Linked DNA regions of Mus musculus: regions 1 and 3 are each linked to region 2. The links are chromatin loops, found by intact Hi-C in ENCODE. Cell type or tissue: left cerebral cortex. All regions are shown on one strand.

What was found. Hi-C counts contacts between places; a loop is a spot of excess contacts. Peaks named below come from ENCODE experiments on the same cell type or tissue, not always from the same donor. Only the 100,000 strongest peaks of a DNase experiment are listed, where the experiment ranks them.
Region 1: it touches region 2 in a loop (3-fold over the local background); 8 of 42 quality-filtered maps call a loop at or near these places.
Region 3: it touches region 2 in a loop (2.7-fold over the local background); 6 of 42 quality-filtered maps call a loop at or near these places.

What each region holds. Positions count from the first base shown.
Region 1 is chr9:77,964,444-77,972,443 of GRCm38, forward strand. All of the region lies in intron 3 of Elovl5 (ELOVL family member 5, elongation of long chain fatty acids (yeast)), which reads left to right. Gm34771 (a long non-coding RNA gene) reads right to left here and starts at 4,093. Exons shown (of 3, transcript XR_003948188.1): 1 at 475-4,093. In left cerebral cortex, no CTCF peak of the experiment used is centred here; DNase peaks (open chromatin) are centred at 3,475, 6,395 and 6,682; H3K27ac peaks cover 710 bases.
Region 2 is chr9:77,913,454-77,921,453 of GRCm38, forward strand. It overlaps Elovl5 (ELOVL family member 5, elongation of long chain fatty acids (yeast)), which reads left to right and starts at 3,912. Exons shown (of 8, transcript NM_134255.3): 1 at 3,912-4,073. In left cerebral cortex, a CTCF peak has its summit at 3,709; DNase peaks (open chromatin) are centred at 3,866, 4,244 and 4,963; H3K4me3 peaks cover 2,112 bases; H3K27ac peaks cover 1,484 bases.
Region 3 is chr9:78,106,104-78,114,103 of GRCm38, forward strand. It overlaps Fbxo9 (f-box protein 9), which reads right to left and starts at 2,553. Exons shown (of 13, transcript NM_023605.2): 1 at 2,188-2,553. The coding sequence starts at 2,190. It overlaps Cilk1 (ciliogenesis associated kinase 1), which reads left to right and starts at 7,135. Exons shown (of 14, transcript NM_019987.2): 1 at 7,135-7,352. In left cerebral cortex, CTCF peaks have their summits at 3,754 and 7,102; DNase peaks (open chromatin) are centred at 1,951, 2,595, 2,982, 7,133 and 1 more place; H3K4me3 peaks cover 3,840 bases; H3K27ac peaks cover 2,629 bases.

The DNA.
Region 1 (8,000 bases), 51 kb after region 2:
CCCCCAGGCTCTCTGGCTCAGCTCTGCCTAAACCCACAGACACCAGCTCTTTGAGTCTTCCTCCCTGACACCATCCCCAGCCTCTTTCTTCGGTATCTCTGTTCCCAAGTGAAGTGCCTTTGTGGTATTCCATCAGCACCCCACTCCAGCCCAGGCCACACTCACAGACAGACAAATGCCTGCAATGCAAAGGTCCCCTCTACATCTCCTCATTGTTATTTCAGTTGTTTGCACCACCGAAGCTGTCCTTGTATAGGAATAGGAAAAGGGTAAACATGAGAGTCACATTTTTATACTATTTAACAATCAGACATAAGTTATAGGTTACAAATTATTACTTTTTGAGTGTGTTTTTTTCTCTGGTACATAGAACCATATGTTGTGAAAAATACGACCAAATTGTCTTTCAATCATTCAGAACATTTAAAATTGTATGTAAAAAAAAAAAAAAAATGTATTCCCAAGAAGACAGACCTGGTTTGGCATAAATCCGAACTTATCCATTTCTCTCTTGCTGTGCTGGGTTTACATACGCATGCGGCTATGCCTGGCTTGCTCATGGGCTCCAGGGATCCTAACTCAGGTCCTGGAGCTTATGCAGCTCTCTTTACCAGCAAAGCCATCTCCTCATCTCCTGAATTGGCTTCTTAAGGAACTGATTATACTCAGAGCTGAGCATGAAGAAGTATGCGTGGCCTAGCAGTTGTCCTTGGCTAGCTAGCAAGTGTGGGGTCAGCCTGAGACAATGAGACCCTGTCTCAGAACAAAACTTAAAAAAAAAAAAAAAAGCCCTGCGACTGCCCCTCTGAGGTCCTGCTTTTGAAATAATGATTTAGCCTATGCTAATTTTTTTTTTTTTACTTTAAAACAGAAGTGTTTGTTGAGTGTCCCAGATAAGGATCCCATATTAGCATTTCTGGGGTTATGTTGATGTGCCTGTCTTCCCCCAAGCGTCTGAGAGGTTATAGAAAAACTTGAGCACAGACTTCTAAAGAACAAGAATGGGGTAGGGCAAAACAAGCTCGGCCTTCCTGGTTGGCGCTGAGTGCTGTGGAGTTGGGTGTGCGTGGTGTGGATGTGTGCTCCACCTGGCCAGCTCCTGCCTTTGTTCAGGTTGCCAAGAGCTCACACTGCTGCTTTCTTGAATTGTGCTTTGAAAATCATGGTGTTTTATTGGGAAGATGGGTGATGTGGCCTTTGAAAGGCTGCTCCCTGAGCCGGAGCCTCCTGTCCTCTGTAATTAGGGGTAGGTAAGCGCCTCCCACGGTACCTCTGGGCTCTGCCTTGCTCAAGCCCCAGAGCAGTTAGCTCCTCTGGAAGGATTATATTCCAAACTGTCTCCTTTTTCTTTTGGTTCAGGCTTTCCAAAATAGATAATGTTCTTGTGGGAAAATGGGCTTTGGAGAAAGTATTTTGTTTTTAGAACACTTTGGAAAGGGTTTTTGCTCTTTGCCTTCCTGCTTAAGGAGGGTGCAGAGAAGTTGACTCAACTGGAGAGACCAGTATTTGTAGGCAAGCTCTGCTAGGTGTGTCTAGCCTCTTGACATCGTAACAAGACATTGTCACCTACAAAGTTCACAATATTGACATCATTACCCCACCCCCACACCCCCCACCCCACCCCTGCAGTGAGAGAACGTTTGAACGTTTTTAAGTTTGTGGTTTTATGTTGGGGTTTCATAGCTATCTTGGGGTGCACAGTTGTAGGTTGGACATTCCTGGGTCATTGCCCAGAATAGGTGATACTTTGTTCCCTCACAACTGAAGTTCCTTGCTTAGAAGAACTCCCCTGGGCGATCTGAAGGAGATAGCATTTGCCCCTGGTGTGGCTGGAGCTCCTCTTGGGGATTACACACAGTGGAGAGGAGAAGTGGGGAGTACAGTCCAAGCACCCCCTCCCTACCCCTCACCCACCTCCAGAGGGAGGAAGGGAAAGAATACCTTGGCCAAAGAGGAAGCCTCGGATCTCATTCTGCAGACTCCTCAGACCTCTGAGAACTTAACTTCCTACTGAAGTAATGAAGGATGTGGGAAGACCACAAGCTCCCCCCCCCACCTACTCCCTCTCCCTCTCCCCCTCTTTCCCTCTCTCCCTCAAGATACCTCCGTGTTCCTGGCTCACTTTGAGATAGAATACCTCTATGTTCCTGGTTGACCTGGAACAGATATCCTCCTGCCTCTGCCTCCCAAGGACAGGGACTAAAAGGTCTGCAGCTCCACCCACCACCCCATCTTACAGGTTCTTAGTTAAAGCCAGGCTTCGCAAAGCAAGGCTGCAGTAGGTTGGCTGTAGAGTTTAAACTCATGCAAAGGACCCTGGCAGGGGCTCCTGGTTTTGCCCCAGTTGTAGATTCTCAAGTATTGGGAGCAGAAATGCCAGAGTTTTAGCTACAATATCAGACTTACATGGTACCTACTAAATGTCGTGCACCTGTCGTGTCCTCATTTAATGGTCCCCTTCTCAATGTCCCTGTCCCTTTCTGTGGAGGAAGTATTAACAGTAAAAACAAAACAAAAAACCTTCAGCACAAGAGGGAAGGGGCCAGTACTTAGGATTCCAGGCATACCTGTTTCAGGTTAGCCTGTTTGCTCTGTGCTAGAGTTTTGTCAAGTGTGCGGGAGCGGTCCTTATGACTTAAGCAAGGGAGGTGCCTTCCTCGTTCCAAAGTGGCCTTACACTGTAGGGGAGGTGGGTGCTTTTCACTTCGGAATAGCTTATGGTTGGCTGTAAGTCAGACAAGGAGATCGCTACAGGTAAAGGTCTTTTTCTCAGCATCCTTCCTGAAAAGACTTGCCAACAATTCAGAAACAGGCATGGTAGGCAGCAGAGCCTAGAACTGCTGTGTGACACATGCTTGGGCTTAGCCAGGCCTTTTCTTTGTCTCTGTTTCCTCACTTAAAGTGCTCACTTCTACCAGATATAAAAACATACACAGGCCAGCAAATCTGTGAAATGTCTTAATGGCTCTTTGGAACATTCCTCATCTGGGATGCCGTTGTCTTTAAGCATCGCATCGGAGTCTGTTTTCATTGCCTTTGGTTTGTCTCTGTTCAGGGCATGATGTCCACATAACTTATCTACCTCTTATGACCAAAACCAGCCAGCCCTTCTGTCGTTTTAGGGCTTTGGGGTGATGTGACGGGGTGATCGGACCATGAGGATAGAGCTTTTCCAATCAGACTCAAGTGTTTTTGATGACCTTGTTTCTGGAAGGCTTTGGTAGCGATCCAGAAAGTACTATGGTGAAGGTTCTCCTTCATTTGTGGTTAGCAGTCAGTTCTCACCACTGACGTCATCAGCTCCCTGAGCTGCGTCCCCAGGACCTCACTGTGATGCACAGCTATGTTCTCTTAAGATGAAAAGATGCACAAAACCTGCATTGGCTGCTGAGCTGTCTCCCAAGGAGAGAAGAAGGCTGCTTGCTGCGCTTAATTATAGCTCTTCACATGTTCCTGGCCTAATTAAGGTTTGCTTTACTCCAAGGAAGGAGGAAGCACATATGGCTTTACAGTGGCACTGCCCGTATCTTGGTTACTTGGGGACAGCCACATAAATAACTCTCTCTTTGTTGTCCTTGGGCCAGTTAGTGGTACAGCGAGTGTGAAGATAGAAGCAGGCTGTTTGTTGTGGCCTACTTTTCCACTCTGGAACAGTCTCTCCGCTGCCTCTCGGAAGCCCAAGGTAGATGGCGGCCCTCTTCTCAGTACCTCACCCCGTCCATCCTCTTGAGCCTTCTTCTACCTCGTCTGAGGTCCTGCAGCATTGTGACAGACCAGGTTGCCAGAGAAAACTTGAACCTGGGCCCTGCAGAGAAGCAGCAGCTACAGGAACTTTCTAGGAGCGTCTTCTCCTGTGTGCTCTTTGTAGGGCTGGGAGGGGCTCTCGGTCCTTTGCATTGAGAGTCTCTGGGGCCACTGCTCATGGCATCCCCTGTTCCTCTGACAGTAACGGAGGCTGGAGAAGCTTCAAGTACTGGCCCATTTGTGGAGACTTGGTAGAGACCCAGACAAATAAATGCTAGCCCAGGTCCATAGCTTGGGGTATTAAATTATTCTGGCCTTTCTGACATTTTCCACACACACACACACACACACACACCCCTATAAAATTTGGTAAATGGTTTTCTTCTTATAAACAGAATTCAGAAGCCTGTCATAAAATTTGAGCCTCTTTGGAATACTTTTGGATATTTTTTAATTTCTCTGTCTGCAAAGCAAAAAATGAACCCACCTCCCTCCCTCCAGACAGAACTGATGTCTCTGTCTCCTACAAATGTAACTTGATACCTAGTTCCTATGAGTTGTGACCCCCAGCAGAGTCACATACCAGGTATTCTGCATATCAGATGCTTCTATTATTCATAACAGTAGCAAAATTACAGTTATGAAGTAACGATGAGATCATTTTTTGGTTGGGGTCACCATAGCGTGAGGAAGTGTATTGAATGGTGGCAGCATTGGGAAGGCTGAGAAACACTGCTTTAGAGGACTTTGAGCTTCTGTCTTAGTTTCGTATCGTTGGTCAGCCCGCTCCTCTTTACCAGTCTGTTGATGTAAGACCAAGGCCTCCCCAGAGCTTACTGAGGGGCATGAGACCCTCATGGTTTAAAGTTTCCTCATGGGGCCCTCACTACACTATCTGTGACGTTTGACAAGAAGCGGTTCCGTTTGGTATCTCGAGACACTTTGCATTTCTGTCGTGGGACGGAGGAAGGACAGTGATCAGCTGAGAAAATTAAGAGAAGCCATGAGAGGTTGGGCTTCCAGTCATGGAGAAAATAGAATTCTAACTGAGCTTCGGAAGATAGGAGATCTGGAGACCTGGGGTGCCTGGGACAGAATTCTAGATAGTAGGAATAAAACAGTCATTGTGAATATTTATTATGCTCTTGTTAGGAGCCTTATTGGATGAGATAAACTATTCACAGTTCATATCACCAACCTTTCAAGATAACCTTTCTGATGCAAGACCATGTCTGTGCCGCTTGAGTTGTGGGACCTAAGGCTTAAGCAGATGGAGACACTAAAGCCAGTGTCCCTATCTCAGCATAGACGTTAGAGGCTAATGCAGCCCTCTGACCTCGGGGGTTAAGGAAATACGGATCTGGAAAACTGTATCTGGATAAGTAGCTTGTAGGTATAGAAGTGAAGGGGAAACTTGGAGGCTCACTGTAGAACTGGAATACCTCAGAAGGTTTGTTATGGAGGCAACAGCAAGTCTTTGAAAGGTTTTAAGTGTGGAATGTATTGCATTGAGAGGCTCCCTAGCTGGCCCTAGTAGAAGCGGTGAGTGGCAGTCCCAGTGGAGAGAATGTGACCCTGAAGGCTGCCTCCACAAGGACCTCAGAGTGGAGGAGGTGTGGTAGGCACAGGCCAGGAGCATGGCCACCAGTGAACAGCATCCCCTGTATGTGGCTTGTTGGTGCTGGCAGCTCACCACCCAGGGCCCAGGCCTGATTTCTGTCCTCCAAAGGTGGTGTTAACATAGAGATTTTTCTACTCCTGTCCCAGGCTAGAGGAAAGGGCAAGTAGGATTTTGAGTTAATTTGCTTATAGAGGAGAGTTCTACCTAGATTCCTTTAGAAACAAAAATGAGTCACATGTCAGGAGGGAACCAGAGCCTTCCTTATTAAGAGGCACCTGCAGGACTGACTGTAAAGGGGGCATCTGCCCGCTTTCCTACCAGAGTCGTCTGAAGCGACATACACATGGTCCTCTGGTCCAGGACCCCAAGATGGTAGCTAAAGAAAACAGTGATGGTAGGGTCCAGAATGTGACTTGTATTGTTGCTTCCGTAGTTTTGAGACAGAGTCTCACTATTTACCTTGTCTGGTGTTGAACTTGTTATATAGACCAGGCTGGCCACAAACTCACTTAGCTCTGCCTGCCTCTGTCTCCCAAAGGAAATTAAAAGTGTGCGCCACCACACCCTGCTAAAATGTGACATTTTTAATATGGTAAAAGATATAACAAAGATAACCGTTTCAGCAAATATTCACTGTACACATTTGTCCTCGTGGAACCCTTACTGCATTATCTGTGACATTTTGACAAGAAGCGGTTCCTTTTGGTATCTCGAGATATTTTGCATTTCTGTCATGGGACGGAGGAAGAACTCTGGTGTCACAACCCTCTCTCCAGTCTGGTCTCCAAAGGCCCAAGCCCACCTCCTCTCCCTCCGTTCCTTGTTCATTCTGGGTTTGCATCTTGAGTCTTCAAAGTTCTCATAGGCCTGTGAGTGACAGACTTAACTGGCCTTGAAAGAGGACATAAGACCCAAAGGATATATATGCCTCATGGTGCCAGTCTAGAAAGAAAGCAGCAGCGTGCATGGCCTGTTATGCAGTGTAGCTGAGAGATCGTTGAAAACTTGGACAGAAAGCCGCTGGAGAGGATTTAGTCCAACCTCACTTTTGACAGTGAAACCCACAGGTCTCACACTCCTCCCTGTCAAACCTTCCAACCCACAGCCTCCACATCTGATGGTATACCAGACTCTTAATGCTGCTCTCTGGCCATGAAAAATATGTAAACTCAGAATGTTTTCAGGTAGAGAAAGTAACAGAAGAGAAGGAAAACACTGGAAGGGAAGTTACAGGAAACATCAGATGCTCCCACACACACACCCCACCCCACCCCCGCATTCATGCACTGTGCCGAGGCTGGCATTTATTTCTGACGTTTGCTTGGCTAAAAATGTAACGTTTTGCTTTCCAGTCCTTGTCCAAAACGTTCTGCTTGCTGTGGGGCATCTGTACCGTTTACCAGGCTGAGTAGTTGTCGGAGGGCAGTGGGGGAGCAACCTGAGCCTCCTAGATCCTGGCTCTGTTTCAGTTTCCAATTATCGATATTCACATTGACCCGGCAGAGGGGGCGGCACTCCTCGATATCCGCCCCAGTGTCCTTATGTTTTAATATGCCTTAAACAGCTCAATGGCTGGGCCACTTCTAACCTCCACTTGGCTGATGGACCTTCCAACTCGTCACTTACCTGTGTTCCACCTTGGCTGCCCTCTCAGACTGAGTTTCCCCAGCACCTGCATGACAGCTGTGTTCTCTGTCCAGCACCTCAGGCGTGGCATCTACTCCTTCCGTGGCATGGTGGCTATCTTTTTCTCCCCTTCCTCAGTCTCTTGCCCAGGAATCCTAAAGTCCCACCTCTGTCTCCCTGACCAGCCATTGGCTGTCAGCAACTTTATTTACCAATCAAAACTAACTGGGGGCAGGGTCCCTCCGAATTTTACATGCACACTGAGGATTCTTGTGCAATTGGGGGGGGGGATTAACATAATTAAAGTGGCATTAGACCAAATCTACAACAGGGTTCTCAGTTACCCCTTCCCTTGAACAACTTTCTTACTGAGGTCAGTAGGTGAAGTTACTGGTTTACAGTCTGAGCCGCACACTGAATTCTCTTGAGAACTTTGTGAGTCCCGGGAGGTTTGTTTCCTGGTCTGGGTGAGGCCAGGCATTAGTAATCCTTTAGAGCTCCCGGGGTTATGGTGGTCTGCAGCTTCAACGGGACCCGCAGTTGTTTTCCAAATTTCATATGATCAGAATCAGCTGTTAAAACACTGGCCGGCTGGCAAAATCACAGCCCTCAGAGGCCGGAGGCAGGAGAATGAGAATTTTAACCTAGGCTACCTGAGGTCTCTCTGACACACACATCCCATGTAGGCTTCTCGCTCATAAATTTCAGGGTCACAGGATCTAGGGTAAGGCCTAAAGCTGTGGCCAACAAGTTCTGGGTGGTGTCAGATCTGGGATCGGAGACAAGACTTTGAAGCAACATCATTAGATTCTCAAGAATTTGTGACCAGGGACTCTTGAATGCCAGCCCTGGTGATCGACCCCAGGGTTTTAGATCCTGAAGGTTTGTGATAGTTCAAGATTGCATCTTGCCAGGGGTCCTGGGTGCTGCTGGCAGGATGGACAGGTGCACACACTTTGATAACTGTGACTGGGTCCTTGTGTGTGCTTCATATGTGGATGGCATGAAG
Region 2 (8,000 bases):
TTGTTCTTACCAAGGACTGAGGTTCAATTCCCAGAACTCACAAGTGGCTCCCAACTATGCACAGGATATCAAGTGCCCTCTTCTTATCTCTTGGGGCACTAGGCACACATGTGGTACACAGACATGCCCATGAGCAAAGCATTTATGTATGTATATGTATATATATATATATATATATATATATATATGTACAATAAAATAATAAGAATGATTTCAATCAAGCTTTACTGGGAAAGGTCTTAGAAATTTATCAGTATTAAAAGAGAAACTGGTACCAGTTTTTAACTTTATTTTTAAAATGTATATGAGTGTTTTGCACTCGCACACGTGTGCATGCACGCACACACACACACACACACACACACACACACACACACACGTCATGTGCATGCCTGGTGTCTGCAGAGGTCAGAAGAAAATATTCAGTCTCCTGAAACTGGTCTTACAGATAGTTGTGAGCTTCCAACTGGGTGCCTGTAACTGCTGAGCCATATCTCTGGCCCCCAAAATTTGACTAATTGTTGTAATAAATATAATAATTTCTATCTAATGGGAAAGTGTTTGATATTCAAATTAATGCAAACTTGAGTTTTTTAAAAAGAGATTTATACTTGTGTGTGTGCTCGCATGAGTTTATGTGTGTCACGTCTGTGCATGTATGTGAGGAGGCCAGAGAGTGTCAGATCCCTTGGGAATGGAATTGCAGGTGTTTGTGAGCTGCCTGATGTGAGTTCAAGTGTTCTGTAAGAACAACAAATGCTCTTAAGGGCTGAGCCATTTCTCAGTCTTGCCTTCACCCTAATTGTATTGCTCTGAGTCCTGGGATACAGTCCTAAACAGTAAGCTTATTAGAGGATCAGGTAATAACTGTTAAAAAGCAAATGTGGTATGTTAAATAGTAATGAGTGCTAAGGAGAAAAATAGTAAAGAGGATACAGAAAACAGGAGGCAAAGGGGAAGGTGGTATGGAGTGACAGAAAAATGTCATTTGCTTCCTGAGGAGGTGGTGTTTATGCAAAGATCATAATGAAACAAAGTTGCAAGCCTTAAGCCATTGCTAGGTTAAATCCTTGCAGACTTAGAGAACCAGTAAGAGCCAGGGTTCTGAGCTGGTCTAGTGCTCACTGTATCCAATTAGGCTATTGTTTTAAAAAGACCACAATGTCCAGCAAGGCTTGGTTGTGGAAACCTGACTGGGGCGATGAGGGAATGACAACGGGACAGACATGCTTACAAAAAGTGGAACAAGTCACTTTGATGGGATGGCACCTACGACTGGACAATCTGGAGCCTCAAGAAACTGCTAGCTAGTCTTAGCAGATCTCCATAGGGGAGCAGTCTCAGGCTCCAAGGGAAGGAAGCTAAAGTTGCCTTGGCATACTGGCCAGTCATTCTTCTATACTCCCACTTGGACCAGAGGGAGGCTTTGCTACGTCTCTGAGCCTCACCCAGGTGAAGGTGCTGCCAATTCCCTTGGGTCTAAGGCATTGGCCTTTGTCAACCATGCACTCAGTCAAGGCTTCCTCTGTTGCACCACAGGAGGTGGATACTTTTAGAAGATTAGAAAAATAGCAACATGCTAAATAATTAAAGTCCAAAGGCTTTTGTTAGGATTTGGGCTTTAATACTCTGTTGAGACGGGAAGTTGATAGGTAGTACTGCATTGACTGGAAAAAACAGGAGAAAAAGAAGAAAAAGAGGAAGAAGAAAAGAAGAAAGGGGAGCAAGAGACCTCAACAGATGGTACAGTGTCATTCTTAGTATAAAACCACAGTCATCCTAGATTCTACTCAACTTGGAGATGTTCAGAGATTAACATAGATTTTTCACTTTAGAGACAGGTTTCATTATGCCATGCAAATCGAACAGTAGCAGCTTCAGTCATTAGAATTCGGTATTATAATGAAGCTGTTAATTGCATTTTTAATTCAACTGCAGCTGCTATTGCAATAAAACAAATTGCCCAGGATATTAAATAATTCCTTCCTCAAAAGTAATACTGAAGCAGTCCTTACATACTTGGAAGTGTATTAGAGGAGATGTAGGCTCACTGATAAAAACGAAGAGCAAAGTGTCTGGGGTGGGGGGTGCTGCCATAATTTAAAAGTAAATAGAGAATAAAATTATTATTTAATAGAAAAAACACATTTTTTTATATTACCACATGAACACTACTAAAGAACTATCTCAAATCACATATGCTAGGTAAAATGGCAGGGATAGCTTCTCATGGTTCTTATAGTTCCTGAGGCCAAGAATCCAGTTCTCATGGTACCCAAAGCACTTCTCTTCCATTCCATCACTTAGTAAGCCTGGCACTGAATAGGGATTTTTTATTTGGGAAAAAAATAGCTAAGATGGGAGGTTATACAAGTTCTGTGCGTTTCTTGCAGATTTACACTTGAATTCAAAGATACTAAAATGGGGGTAGCTATGAGGCTGGTCATTTCACACCTTGTGGAGTGGAGTAAATTTAGCTGCTGTGTCAGGGAAGGTCCCGCCTGCCTCTGATTGCATATGTAAATTACACACTGGGAACCCTAGGAAGAGAAGAGTATGCCTTGCTAGTAAATAGCCTAGAGAAGAGTTAAGAATCCTGAACAGGAGGAACACGGATGGCAAGTGGAGCTGAAACAGGGATCAAACATGGCACCGCTGAGTTCATGCTTCACCCATTCAAAAAAAAAAAAAAAATGGTTAGGACTTCTTGTCATACTCCAGATTACAAAGAACTGTCGCAGATGATGCCTCGAGCCTTGTAAATGCCATTGAGGGGAGAAACAAGCTAGATTTAGTGCATTACTTGCCTACAGATCTTAGCGGTCCCTGGTATGTGAAAGCTACGAGACAATTACAATGAACACGGTGAATGCTAGGAGGCCAGGTTGCACAGATGACCACTCACATGCCACTTGAACGACACTTCCTGTATAGACAGACAGACATGCACTTATGGTTAGCACTCAGCACTGTTGCGGGGAAGGCGGTCCTTACTCAGTGTTTATAGAAATGAATGGCAACTAATTGTTATTGCTACAGCAATTTGTGAATGTTTAAATTATCTAATGTTTATAGTTTGTATATTCGTATTCCTATGACAGTGGTCTGGGTCCTGGAACATTGCTGAATATACAATAAACATTTTACTATAATTTAAAAAAAATGTTTCTACACTGAATGACTGCTTGGCTGTGTTGTGTCAGTGGGTGTAAAGCAAAGGGGGCACAACAAAAGGTTACATTTCTAACGTTTGAAGTAAGAGTTGTAGGCCTTGATTTATCAAACAGCAGCGAAAACTAGAAAGGCTCTTATGTTTGTACCTGCGTCCCTTTTAAGTCTTTGAATTTGCCCAGCTGAAAGACATTACAGTATTTCATTACAAGACTGATAATTTCGTAGAGTAGAAATATCAAAACTCCCAATAGTGTGTGATCAACCTATCCTAGAATTACGGTTGCAAAGTTCTGAGTGATTTCTGTTGCTTCAATTTGCGCAACAGCAGCTCCACCTAGGTTTTAGAACCCTTGCTAAAACCATGAAAAGGGTCCCCTTCACAATGGTGGCGAAACCCGTTAGGTGGGTGGGCACCTGCCAAAACAAAAACAAAAACAAAAAAACCACCGCCAAGCCTGCCCCTGCCCCCCGGCTGTTGGAAAGAGTTCAGGGCATCCAGAACTTCACTGTGGCTATTGCGCAGACTCTGCGTCCCACGCAGGCTTATTAGGAAGAAGCAAGAAAACTGCCCCGAGACACGTGAACCACAGGAGACCAACCCTGGCTTCCTCTGCTCACCGCATCTGATTCTGGAATTTACAATCACGAAAGTTCTATCGCCCCAGGATTGGTTCCAAGGCCGCATGACATCATAGCGCTTGATCCTGCCTCCGGGCTCGGATTGGCTGGCCGCGCCATTGTGACGTCACGGTCAGCCCACGCCGGGGTTGAAGCTGCCGGGCGCCTTCCTCTTGCATCGCGGCTGCAGCTTGCTTCTGTTCCCGCGCCCGCTTGCACATCCTCCTGCTCGCGCGGTCCTGCTGCCGTCCGGTGCTCCCCGTAGCCGCTCAGGCAGAGAGGTGAGCCGCCTGCTTCAGGAACTTGGCGGGTGCCAAGGCACTGGGGTGCGGCCAGGCTGCTGGCGCCGTGAGGTCCGGGTTGGGCGGGGGGCGGCAGGCACCGTGGCCCGGCGAGCGCGGGGCGCGGGCCGAGCGGAGCTCCGCCGGGATGGATGCTTTCGCACCTGTTCGTGGGTGGCAGCCACTTTGGCGCACTGACAGGCGCGGAGATCGCAGGGAAGGATGGCGGCGCGCTTGGATCTTCCTCCGAGCTTTCTCTGAGCGACCGTAAGGGCTGCCGAGGAGGAGTCCGCGTGGGTCCGTGCAGTACCGGGCTTTGGGGCCGCGCGCTGGCCTTTCCCTGCTTTCCTCTCCTTTGCTGCTGCCAGGGACGCCCGCTTTCCCGCGACCACTCCAGCGGGTATCTGCAGCCCAGCCTGCCCCGGGAGGGTGGAGACGCGGACGCATAGCTGCGGGTAACGGCCTGGAGTCTGCGAATCCATAAAGTGCGCTGCTCAGAGTTTTAGGGAAAGTGTCCTTTATTGTTTGCTTGCCAGCAAGCCTTCCCCTTCCCCTATCCTTGAGGTGGAGATAGTAAGGTCCAGAGAGAGTTCTTTTTAGACGATCTTGAAGCCTTCGGCACCTTTGAACTTGGCGTCCCTGCTCTAGATTACATTATGCTTATCTCCAGGCGCCTTGATTGCAAATTTGAAGGATGCATTGGATGAATTTTCGTAAGGGGAGGGGGCGATTGAAAGAATGCAACGCATGACTCCCTAGCTGGAGGATACCCGGGGAGAAGTCTGATAAGAAATTGTGGGGGAGCGAGCAGCCCTCCTCCCAAGCCTCGACTGTCTTTCTGTTTTTTTAATGTCAGGGCTGGTGGCAGGAAGTGTTTTGTACAGTTGTACAGGAGGGCCAGTGTTGTCTGTTGGTTTTGTAATTCGTTCCTCTAACCGCTTGGCAGTTATAACCTGTTGGTTTGTACTTGCAAGTCTTTGTGCTTTTGCAAAGTCTCAGGCCACAGCATTTGGGTCAAAAATCTACAGATACAGTCAGCTTTGCATTAGATGAATGCGAATGCACACCGTAGATTTTATCTATGGCTGGGCACAGGTGCATCGTTTATCTAGTCAGTCCCAGTACTGCCGGGTTTCTCTGCGAAAGCTCTGACCTTGAAAAAAAAAAAGGGGGGGGGGCTACTTTCCTTTGAGATTTTTCTCCTGATAACGTCAGTGCCAGGAACATCCACCATAGGCCATCTCCTTTTCTATTCTCTTTTTGTCTTTCAGTTTGGAACTGAAGACAGAAAGGAGGAATGTTATATACTTTCACAGAATGGAGGGTAAACTTAACCATGAATAGGAAACATGGGTGTTGGGTTTTTCAAAATAGGTAACTAGTAAGTAGTTCTTACTTGACTCGGTTTCCTTGTCAGCCAGCCGGGTCCCATGTAACTGATTTATTTATTAGGTGGTTTCAAGAGACTGTAAATGGAAGAACCCAACAGGGGGTCTGCTAAATAGTGGTTTGATAAATGTTTCCTTTTCCTTCCCTGGGATTAACAGTGTTTCTCTTGGCCAGAGCCTTAGCCTTTGGATGCCTGTTGTTCACAGAATTCTTTCCCCCAGCAGTTCCGCTAATTACTGCTTGTGCTGCTGTTAGAGGGGAAGTACTCACCTTTGTGCTAGATTTCCAACTTGAAGTCTACATACAAATCGAGGCAAAATTGCCTTGTCTTCCAGGAACTATGGCAGAGTAGAGCATATTTGTTGCCTAACAAAAAAACTCTGACACACACTAACCTTCCCAGGGGTGTGTGTGTGTGAGGTGTGTGTGTGTGTATTCTACTTTTGCCTGCCAATTCACAATATCATAGACCACTTCCTCTCAGTTGCCTGTCTTTTCCTGCATGCGTTCCCATTCAGAGGCCATTCACATGGCTGCTTTCCCCATGCCTTGTTTCTGTTTTTCCTGCTGCAGAGAGCTGAACCCAGAAGTTCACACGTGCTGAGTAAACACTGCCACTGAGCTCCTTCAATCCTGCGTCATGAACTGATGCTAAGAACAGATTTGCTAAGTGTTTCTTTCCACAAACCAGGGTCCTCTAGGGAGTCCCATTACCCATCTTTTTGTTAAAAAACCTGGAACTAGCAGCCAGGTGATAGTAGCACCTGCCTTTAGTCCCAGCACTCAGGAGGCAGAGGCAGGCAGATCTCTATGAGTTCAAGGCCAGCATGATCTACAGAGCTAGTTCCAGGGCTAGGGCTGCACAGAGAAACCTTGTCTCAAATCACCCAAACAAACAAACAAACAAACAAACCTGGAGCTAAGGCCCAGAGATGTTGACTTTCTGAAAAACACACAGCCTTATCTCCAGGATTCCAGCTTCTCACTACATCTGTCTGTTGTTGGATTGTTTGTCTAGTCAGCTACATGTCATTTATGTAATTGTGCTATTTGCTAACTTAAAATACTCTAACCATGTGCTGAACCATCTTAAACCAAACTCAGCACGTGTGAACTTCTGGGTTCAACTCTCTGAGGCAGGAAAAACAGAAACGAGGCATGGGGGAAAGCAGCCATGTGAATGGCCTCTGAATGGGAATGCATGCAGGAAAAGACAGGTAACTGAGAGGAAGTGGTCTATGGTATTGTAAGTTGGCAGGCAAAAGTAGAATACACACACACTAAACCATAGGATTAACAATTTGCTGCTTCTCAGTCTGCCTGAAGTATGTTCCTGTATTTATCCTATTCTTGATTCATTTGTTTTAAGACAGGGTCTCATTGTAGTCTAGGCCGACCTCATCTTAGGGGTTTCTGAAAGGTCAGCCCTCAACTTCTGATCCTCCTACTTCTATCTCTTAAGCACAGGGATAATAAGGTATAGGTTAACATTTGGTCTGGGCTGTGCTGGGCATGGGACCCAGGTCTGGCAAGCAGTGTACCAACTGAGGTATGTCCCCAATCCACAATTCATTTTTATTAACTTTCTGACTTAGTGGGTATGTGTTAAATATGTCCATGGCTGGGGTGTTTGGATCCAAAGATGAGTGAAGCAGTTTGTGATTCCAAAAGGCTTCTTGGTTTGGCTTACACTGGGAGCCCTTTTGTGCATACTTATTTTATACTTTACACCAAAAGAGAGCCAGAGGTAGGTTTCTGGGACACATGGCACAACTGTCCGTCAGATAGTGCAGTGCCTAATAAGACTGAATTGGTCAGGGTGCTTTTGATTCACGAAGCAAAGCCCAGTTTAAATAAGCTTACCATCGCACCTTTGTAATGGCCTTGAAAGCAAGACCTTTGCTCCAGTGCACTGCAGTCCTCTGACATGCTGGTTATAGATCCTTAGGCTCATTTTACAAGATGACTCCTAGGAACTGTCTGGATTCCCCCTGAGGTGCTTTGCTTTAAGCCTCGGCCCCTTTAAGCACGGCCAGGCAGAAGGATCCGATAACCTGGTATTCATCCCACCGGTGGGTTGACTCTCAACCTCACCTAACTGGCTGCTATACTGGCTGTTAGGGAGGGCTTGCATTAACACCAGGTTGTTGAAAATAAGGGGAAGTTTGGAGTGTGAACAAGTATGGAATCACTGAACAAGAAGGAAGTGCAGGTGACTGAAGCTGGTAGAGACAGCAGAAGTCCGACTTTAGCCTGGTTGTGCTGTAATAACGGCTAAGTTATTAAGGTGGTGGTGTCCGAGTACTAGATCACTTCCTGAGATCGGACCTCACTCAGACTCTATTAATTGATACCAGAGGATTCTTACTTTATAAGAAGATGCTCAGTTTAGATACTTGCCCAAGGTCACAACTCATGCAGCCTAGACGGTGCTGGTGCCAAATCCTGTCTTCTTTCCTGAGATGTCTCGTAACAGAATACTACAAGTAGAGCTCCCCCCCCACCCCCCCCCCCCCCCCCCGCCCCGGAGTACACTGG
Region 3 (8,000 bases), 190 kb after region 2:
CCCGAGTCCCACGGAGTACAGCCCTCTTGCTGTTGTCGGGCAGTCGGACTAAGCTAGCCTGATCTGAAGAGCTTCCCGGCTCTAATGGGTTAGTGCTACTCAGTGTGCTGCTTGCTCTTCTGGGCCTGGATTGCCTTCTTCCTTGCTTAGCTGCATCTACTTCAACATTCAGTCAGCAGCATTTTCCAACTGTTTTCTGTCACCTTACAAATACATTCTTATTGAAATCACTTGTCTCCCTCAGTAGAAAGAGTGTATCGAAGGCAGAGAGCACATCTTTGTCACAGCTGGTACGTTTAGGACCAAAAGCACCACATGATTTTGGGTAAAAAAAAAAAAAAAAAAACCAGCATCATTAGTTTTTGTTAGTTGAAACAGGGTCTCATTGTGTATAGCCTAGGCTGGACTGAAACTCGATATGTAGACCAGGCTGGCCTTGAATTTGCAGTGATTTTCCTGCCTCAGACTCTCATGTGCTAGGAGGAATTTGAGTGTGAGCACTATACTGGGATCTCTTTCTTTGGAGAGACATCTGTGAGCTGGAGAGATGGTTCAGCAGTTGAGGGCTGGATAGTCTTCCAGGGGACCTGAGTTTGGTTCCCAGCATTCGTGTCCAGCAGCACACTGGAATTCTCTTTCTGGCCTCTGTGGGCACCTGCACATACACGGCATGGTGTCTCAGTTAGGGTCACTACTGCTGTGATGAAACACCATGACCGAAAGCAACTTGGGGAAGAAATGGTTTACTTGGCTTACATTCCCACATCACTACTCATCACTGAGGAAATCAGGGCAGGAACTCAAACAGGACACAATGGTGGATGCAGGAGCTGATGCAGAGGCCATGGAGGTGTGCTGCTTACTGACTTGTTCCTGCATGGCTTGCTCAGCCAACTTTCTCATAGATCCCAGGACCGGCCTGCCAAGGGATGGTACCACCCACAAAGGGCTGGGCCCTCCCCATCAATCACTAATTAAGAAAATGCCCTGCAGGCTTGACTGCAGCCTGATCTTTCGGAGACACTTTCTCAGGTGAGGCGTGCCTTCCTCTCAGATGACTCTAGTCTGTGTCAAGTTAACATAAATCTAGCACACACTTTAAAACATTAATTTAAGGAGAGGGAGAGAGGGAGGGAGAGAGAGAGAGATCTGTAAAGAGAATTAGTGATTCTGAATTCTGGGTCATCTTTTCAGATGTGATTAAAAGTTTATCACAGATCACAGTTAATAGGTTTGCTAATATTGAAGATCTGGTACTGCACCAAACCCCACACCATGCCAGGCTAGTCGGAGGCTCAAAAATAACTAGTTGAATACAGAATGCCTATCTCAGAACAGAATCCATTGTTAACCTTGATTTTGACAGTAGGAACTGGAATTTTACTACATTTAGTCGATTTTAATCCCACTTGAAATAAGCAGGAGCTTAGTTAATCATCAGTATTTTCATAGTTGAAAATTACTCAAGCATCATGGTATAGTTTAGTGGGTTAGTTTCTTCGCAGATGAGATTAACTGAACATAAAGAAGGTTAAGGGCTTAATCGTGGTTTGAGGACTACTTTTGAAAGTTTAGAAGAAGAATCAATTAGTGTGTTTTCTGTGCACCAGACTAGTTTCATAAAATAAACCGTTGCAGCCAATTCATGTTAAAAAAAAAAAAAAAGCCACTTGAGTGTTCTCCCAGTCAGTCTGGTATCTTTCATTCTTAAATCATCCAGCCCTAGCCGGAAACTAGTTTCTTAAGTCACTGCAGAGCCTACATACTCCATGCAACAGTCCCGTGAGACCGGAGCTGTCACACATGGAGCTTGGCGCAGTCTCTCCGTCCGCACAGCAGAGAAGCGGCTTAGGCCCTCGCTATCAAGAAACTTGGCAAGAATCCCTCCAAGTCCAGTTTGCCAGCACTGCCTGCGAATATCCTACCAGGGCCACTGACACCTCGAGGGCGTGCGTCCCAAACGTGGAGCTCCCGAAATCATCTATGGGCCGGGCTGCCAGAACAGAAGCGATCAACAAGTGTCACCGCTTGCCAGGGCCACCTCCCTTGTGCAGAAGCCAGGACAGGTCACCTGAGACCCGACTCCCAGCTCGGACAGTCTGGAGTGACCGAAGCGGGCCTTTCCTCGGCTATCCGTCAAACCCTGCCCTCACCACCCGGCCCTTGCTGCCCTCCCTCCTCGGTTACCATGCTGGCCGGCGGCCGGCCCAGTCGAGGGGCTTCCCGCGCCCGGCTCCCGGAGGGGTGGCGGCTGCCCGGTGTCTACTCCTGCCCGTCTGCTGCAGCGCGGCTTAGCAGAGTTCTCGGTCGGAGAAGCGCACCAGGCAGCGGCAATAACTGCGGGCCCGGCGTACGGCAGCCATTTTCGCGGGACAGGGGGCCGGAGGCAGGCGCGCTGCGGCGGCCGGGGACTCGAGCTGCGGAGGGGTCGCCGGTCGCCAGCGGAGGCCGAGCACCGAGCGAAGAGCTGAGCGTCGGCCCAGCAGGAGACGTCTGGACGCAGCGGCGGAGCTGCCTGCTCTGCTGCGGAAACTGCGCCGCCGCGCCGCGCATGCGCAATGCCGTCGTCGCCGTCGCCGCCGCCTGCTTGGCTACCAGCCACCCGTCGCGAGCTAGGGTGATGGGCCTACTGTGTGCAGCCGTCGGTGGAGCTAAGCTGGCCCGCCTCACTCAGCCCGCCTGTTTGATGCTGAGAACACCCAGGCAGGAAGGAGCAGACGTTAGCTCAAAATGTTTGAACCTGAATTTGGAGTAGAGCCCCCTGAGTCGATCCTAATTGGACATTAGGGGACAGTACTTTAGGCGCCCTGGACACTGGGTGCCCTGTCAGAATGAGAAAAGAGAGCGAAAACTCAACAATCATTGAACCCCACAGACTCTGAACCGAAGAAAACGTACGCTCATGTGTGCAGCCGGAGAGTGGTAACAGCCAACGCAAGTCACGTCGAACTACAGATCCCACAATACAACGGGGGAAGGACGGCCCTTTTCAAGGCCTGAAACCCGACTCCTGAAGGAGTGGACACTACAAGGGACGCTGGGATTTGTAGTCAAATGTTCCACGTTGAGCCGGAACTTACACCCACCCACCCCCAACCCGGTGCCACTTCTTACAGTCCAAACATCCGATTCCACGTCAATAGAAGGCACTTGGATTGCACATTTTAGAACTTTTTCACCTACAGGCATATGCTAGCAAAACTTACGGGCTTCCTGGCCTCTGACAGACATTTAGACAACATTTATTGAGTTTCTGTAAGTGTTAGAACCTAACAGCCAGGACGCTACATTCACCCGACTTCACAGAACTTAAAATTTTATTGTGCTACTTTATTCTGGAGCTCAGAAATGAAGTACGTCTTCGGCAAAGACATGGAGGTAAAAGGGGAGGGGTGCAACTTGATTACAGTAAGAAATTGCAAATCCTGTGTATGTTGTCTATTTAGTTAGTTTGTATTCCACTGAGTCCAGTTAATGCTGGAATATTGCCTTATCTTTTGGGCCTGATTTTGTAGAAATTATCATAATTTCAGTAGGCTGATGAATACACCTGTCGTGACATATCCAAAAGACAGCATCTCGGAACACTCTTTCCTGTCCCCGGGCTCTTACATTCTCTCCACCCCATCTTCTTTAATGTTCCCGGAGCTGGGGGCTGGGGAGTGGATATAGATATGTCCCATTTAGGGCTGAGCACTGTCACCTATTCTCGGCAGATTTTGTAAATAATGGAATCCACCTCTAGGTGGAGACTGTCCTTGGCTCCTCCCTTATAGACTAATCTAGTGGGATATAGGTCAGGGACTTGGCCCATGGGATTACCCCTAGGAAGGTGAAATCAATTTAAGACAATGTCATTTTTCTTCCAGAATCTAGGGTGTCATTCCCTAGAAGCCACCATGAGATTCAGGCAGAACCAGGTAAACTTTTTCTAGCTAGAGACCAAGAATGCTTTTACATTCCTTAACTAAAGCTTTGAGCTTCCTTGTCCTCCGAAGTTCCCCTTCCGGTCGTGTTCCACGCCTGTTTCTCTGCTTCAGTCTCATCCTCCTGGCTGTTTCCCGTTTTACAACTCGCCAGTCCTAGTTTTCCTAGTTCTTGAGGTGCTGTCTGTGTCCAAATTTAAATTATTTTATTAATGAGACTAAGAACCCTGGAAGGAGGCTTCTATTTCCTCGGAATCGTATGGTGGCTCTTCGGGGACTTCCCCGAGATTTCTTAACTGCCTTTTAATTCCTTTCTTTAAAAGACTTGCTTACTGTTACTTCTGTGTGTGTACGCTTGTGTAAGTTTATGTGCCACCATGAGTGTGAAGGTTCCTAAACAGGCCAGAAGGTATCAGGTCACCTGCAACTGGACTTAGAGGTGATTGTGAGCCATTTCACATGGATTCTGGAAACCTAAACTGGAGCCCCTTGCAAGAGCAGCAAGTGCTCTTGACAGCCAGACCCAGCCAGACCGTCTCTCACAAAACAACATCAGCTAAACATCAGCTTTCACATGAAGTTTCCACAGTGTTAGAACTAGTCAATTTCATTGAAAGGGTTGAATGTTTAAGGTGGGCTGGCCAACTAGCACACGAGGAAGGTTGGAAACAGCATTAATCTCTGCATATAAAAAGACAGAAAGCAGTTTAACAACATGTGCATTTAGCAAAACAACAGTCAAGGGCTCCCTACGTGGGGCCTGTAACCTCCTCTTTCCTCCATAGGGCCATGGACTTTTGACAAGGTTGGAGCAGGTCTCGGAGCCAATCAGAAAGCAGCTGATTCTCCCTATAGCTTATATGCCTCTTGCATCCTTAGGCACATGTTGCCCAAATCCTATATTTCAGAACAGCCCTTCTCTATGGATGGTTTCATTTGTACACTACTAACTACCTATGATGTAGGTATTCGACGGATGCCAATATGTCAGTAGTTTTCTTTGTTTTTTAAAGGAGACTCTAGATTTCAGGTCTTTCAAGAAAAACACTTCTCCCAATGATCCCTTTAAAATTAGGTTTTAAATGGAAAAAATTTAAAAAAGACTAATAACAGACGTGATTTGAATTCCCCAGATTGGGGCTTGGAGAGATGGCTCAGTGGTTAAGAGCACTGACTGCTCTTCCAGAGGACCTGGGTTCAATTCCCAGCACCCACATGGTCTGTGACTCCACTTCCAGGGGGTCTGATGACCTCACACAGACATACTAAACCAACAGTGCACATAAAACAACAATGAGCCCTAAACGTCAGTTTTCAGATGAAGAGTGAGGATTGAATGTTTAAGGCGGGCTGGCCAATTAACACGTTTTCTCTTATCCAAACGAGTTGATGAAGTAGTAAAATTTAACAAGATAAATATTTGTGAAGATAAATTCAGTACCTACCTAATTGAAACCCTGTTTGCTTCACAGCAACAAGCCTGTTTTATTAAAACACAGCTACAGTTCACTACCGCTTATTTGTACTCAGTCATAACCAATAGCCGTCATCACTGGTTTTTATTATCTCAACATGTATTTACTGGGTCATAATTTCCCAAGGGCCAGGACTTCTAATATAAACTGCTTAGTAACCCAGTGGACCTCTGCCAAAGGTAGACAAAGGCAGTTCCTCTCTTTGCAAGGCAGACTGGCTTGAACTGTTAAGTTTGAAAATGTAATCATTTTAGTTACTTTTAAAGCTCCCCTTTATGAGCACTATATGACTTATTAGGCTCCTTGTCTTGTGTTCACTAAGGAGGACTTGTGATTTCCATTTGTCCTATGGGCTAGCTATCACATAGGTAAACAAGGAGACAGGTAAGGTTAACAGAAGCCCTGGGGAACTTGACTGTCTCGTAGGTTTCTTCAACAGTGGAGCAAAAGGAGTGATCTGAGCTTTGCTAGATTCAGGGGCTGAGAAAAACTGCCTGCAGTCCTCAGGATTCAGAGGCAAATAATGAAAGGAAAACGACATGACAAGTGTGTGTGGGGGGGCACTCGGTCTTATTTGTTAGACCAGCTCTCCTGTAGCTCATGTTGGCGCTTCTGCTTCCACTGTCACACGCAGGGGCTGCGGATGTGTAACTCCATCAAGCATGGCTGGGAAGAGTTAAATTCAAAAAGAGTTAAATTCAAAAGAGTTACTGATTTATTGGTCAAAATAGTGTTATTTAGAAAGATGTGGGTCTCCAGACCAGCAGCATCTGCCCCAAGAACTTCTGGTGTGGGGCCTAGCAATTTGTTTTTACTAGCCTTTTGGGTTACCACCCTGTGGAACGATAGAGTCCAGAGCCGGGTGGTAATTTGTTTTTTTTTTTTTTCAAAATGCTTCAAAGCTATCCTTTAAGATGATTTAAGGTGGGTCCCACAATAGTATATATGTATGTAGGTATGACTTATTTTAGAGAGGTTTGAGACTTGGTCTCATTACATAGTCCTAGCTGTCCTTGAATTCACTATGTAGACCAGGCTGTCCCAGAACTCACATAGATTCACTGCATCTGCCTCCTAAGTGCTGTGATTAAAGGTGTACACCACCACTCAGGCTTTACAATATAATTTATGTTGTGAGTTTGTTCTAGTGGTTCTCTGCCTTCCTAATACAGTTCCTCATGTTGTGGTAATCACCAACTTTAAAATTATTTTTGTTGCTACTTCATAACTGTAATTTTGCTACTGTTATGAATCATAATGTAAATATCTGTGTCTTCTGATGGTCTTAGGCCACCTTTGAATCCCCAAAAGGGTTAACCACAGGTTGAGAACCTCTGCAAACAGTGTTAGATTTCCTACCACTGCATAGAAAGGAGTGTTGCATCTCCTTGGTTTCTCACTTCGGAAGCTATCCATTCAGTCTTTCAAACTTACGTTGCAATAATGCTGAAATCATTTTTTCTACTGTGGTTAAATACAGACGCCAAAATGTGTTGTTTTAAAACATTGTGACTGTGCAGTTTAGTCGCATTGATTTACATTCAGGCAGGAAACTTTTTTTTTTAAGCGGGGGCTTCCCTTATTTGAGTATTTTGGGGTCAATCAGCCTGTCAGTGGCAAGTCTGCGGCTCCCCCGGGTGGGTTCGCCGCAGCCCAGAAGCTCAACGCTGCCCTCTGCCGAGCATCCGGGAGATGGCGGTGGTGCAGGGCCGCGCGGGGCCAGCGAGGGGAGCTGCAGGGCAGCTTTTCCAGGGAAAGCGGCTGGTCGTCCCCACTAGAAGCCACTCTGCCTTTTGTTTGTTTTGCTGCCGGAGGCCGCGGAGCGGCGGGTTCCTGCTGGATGCCACGCGCTGACGGGTGTGGACTTGCCGGGTTCGCCCGCTCGGATCCCACTGCCCTTGCCTGCCGGGCCCTCTCGGGTGCACGCGCCGCCGGGCCGCGATCGCCGCCAGTAAGTGGGGCTGGGGCTAGGGCTGGAGGGCTGCACTGCGACCTGTCGCTGGGTGCTGGGCGGTACCGGCTGACCCGAGCGAACTCATGGCCGGGAATGAGGGGCTGTGGCTTCTCAGTGGACCCGCCACGGTCTTGCGGGTCTCCTTTGCCGAGAAAACTCCCGAGCCCGGGGCTTTTGATGGGTGTGTTTATCTTTCAGTCTGAAGGAGCGGAGCACCCTGGCCGACTTGAAACCTCTTGCGGGTGGGTTTGTGGGTGGATGGGTGCTGAGGACTTGGGATTATCATTTGCCTAACTAGGCCCTTGTCCGTCCCACCCGGGTCTGAGCAGCACACTTGCTCGCAACCATTTTACTCAAGATTATCTTTTACTCCGGCTTCTTTCTTTCCACTCAAACCAGATGTTTGGAGGAGGATGTTGAAAGATTTTTTTTTTTTCAGAGAACAACGTTTATTTTTTATTGTTAACCTTTTAAAAGTTTGATACTAGCATGCATGGCTTGTACAGGAGGTAAAATTAATGCATCTTTCTGCAGAGGAATGTATTCATTTCCATTTATTACTAAGGAATGGCTTTTACTAAGTCTGAGGGAGATTCCACCCTGGATTTTGCCCACCTGACTGATATCTGAGCTAGCAAGACTGTT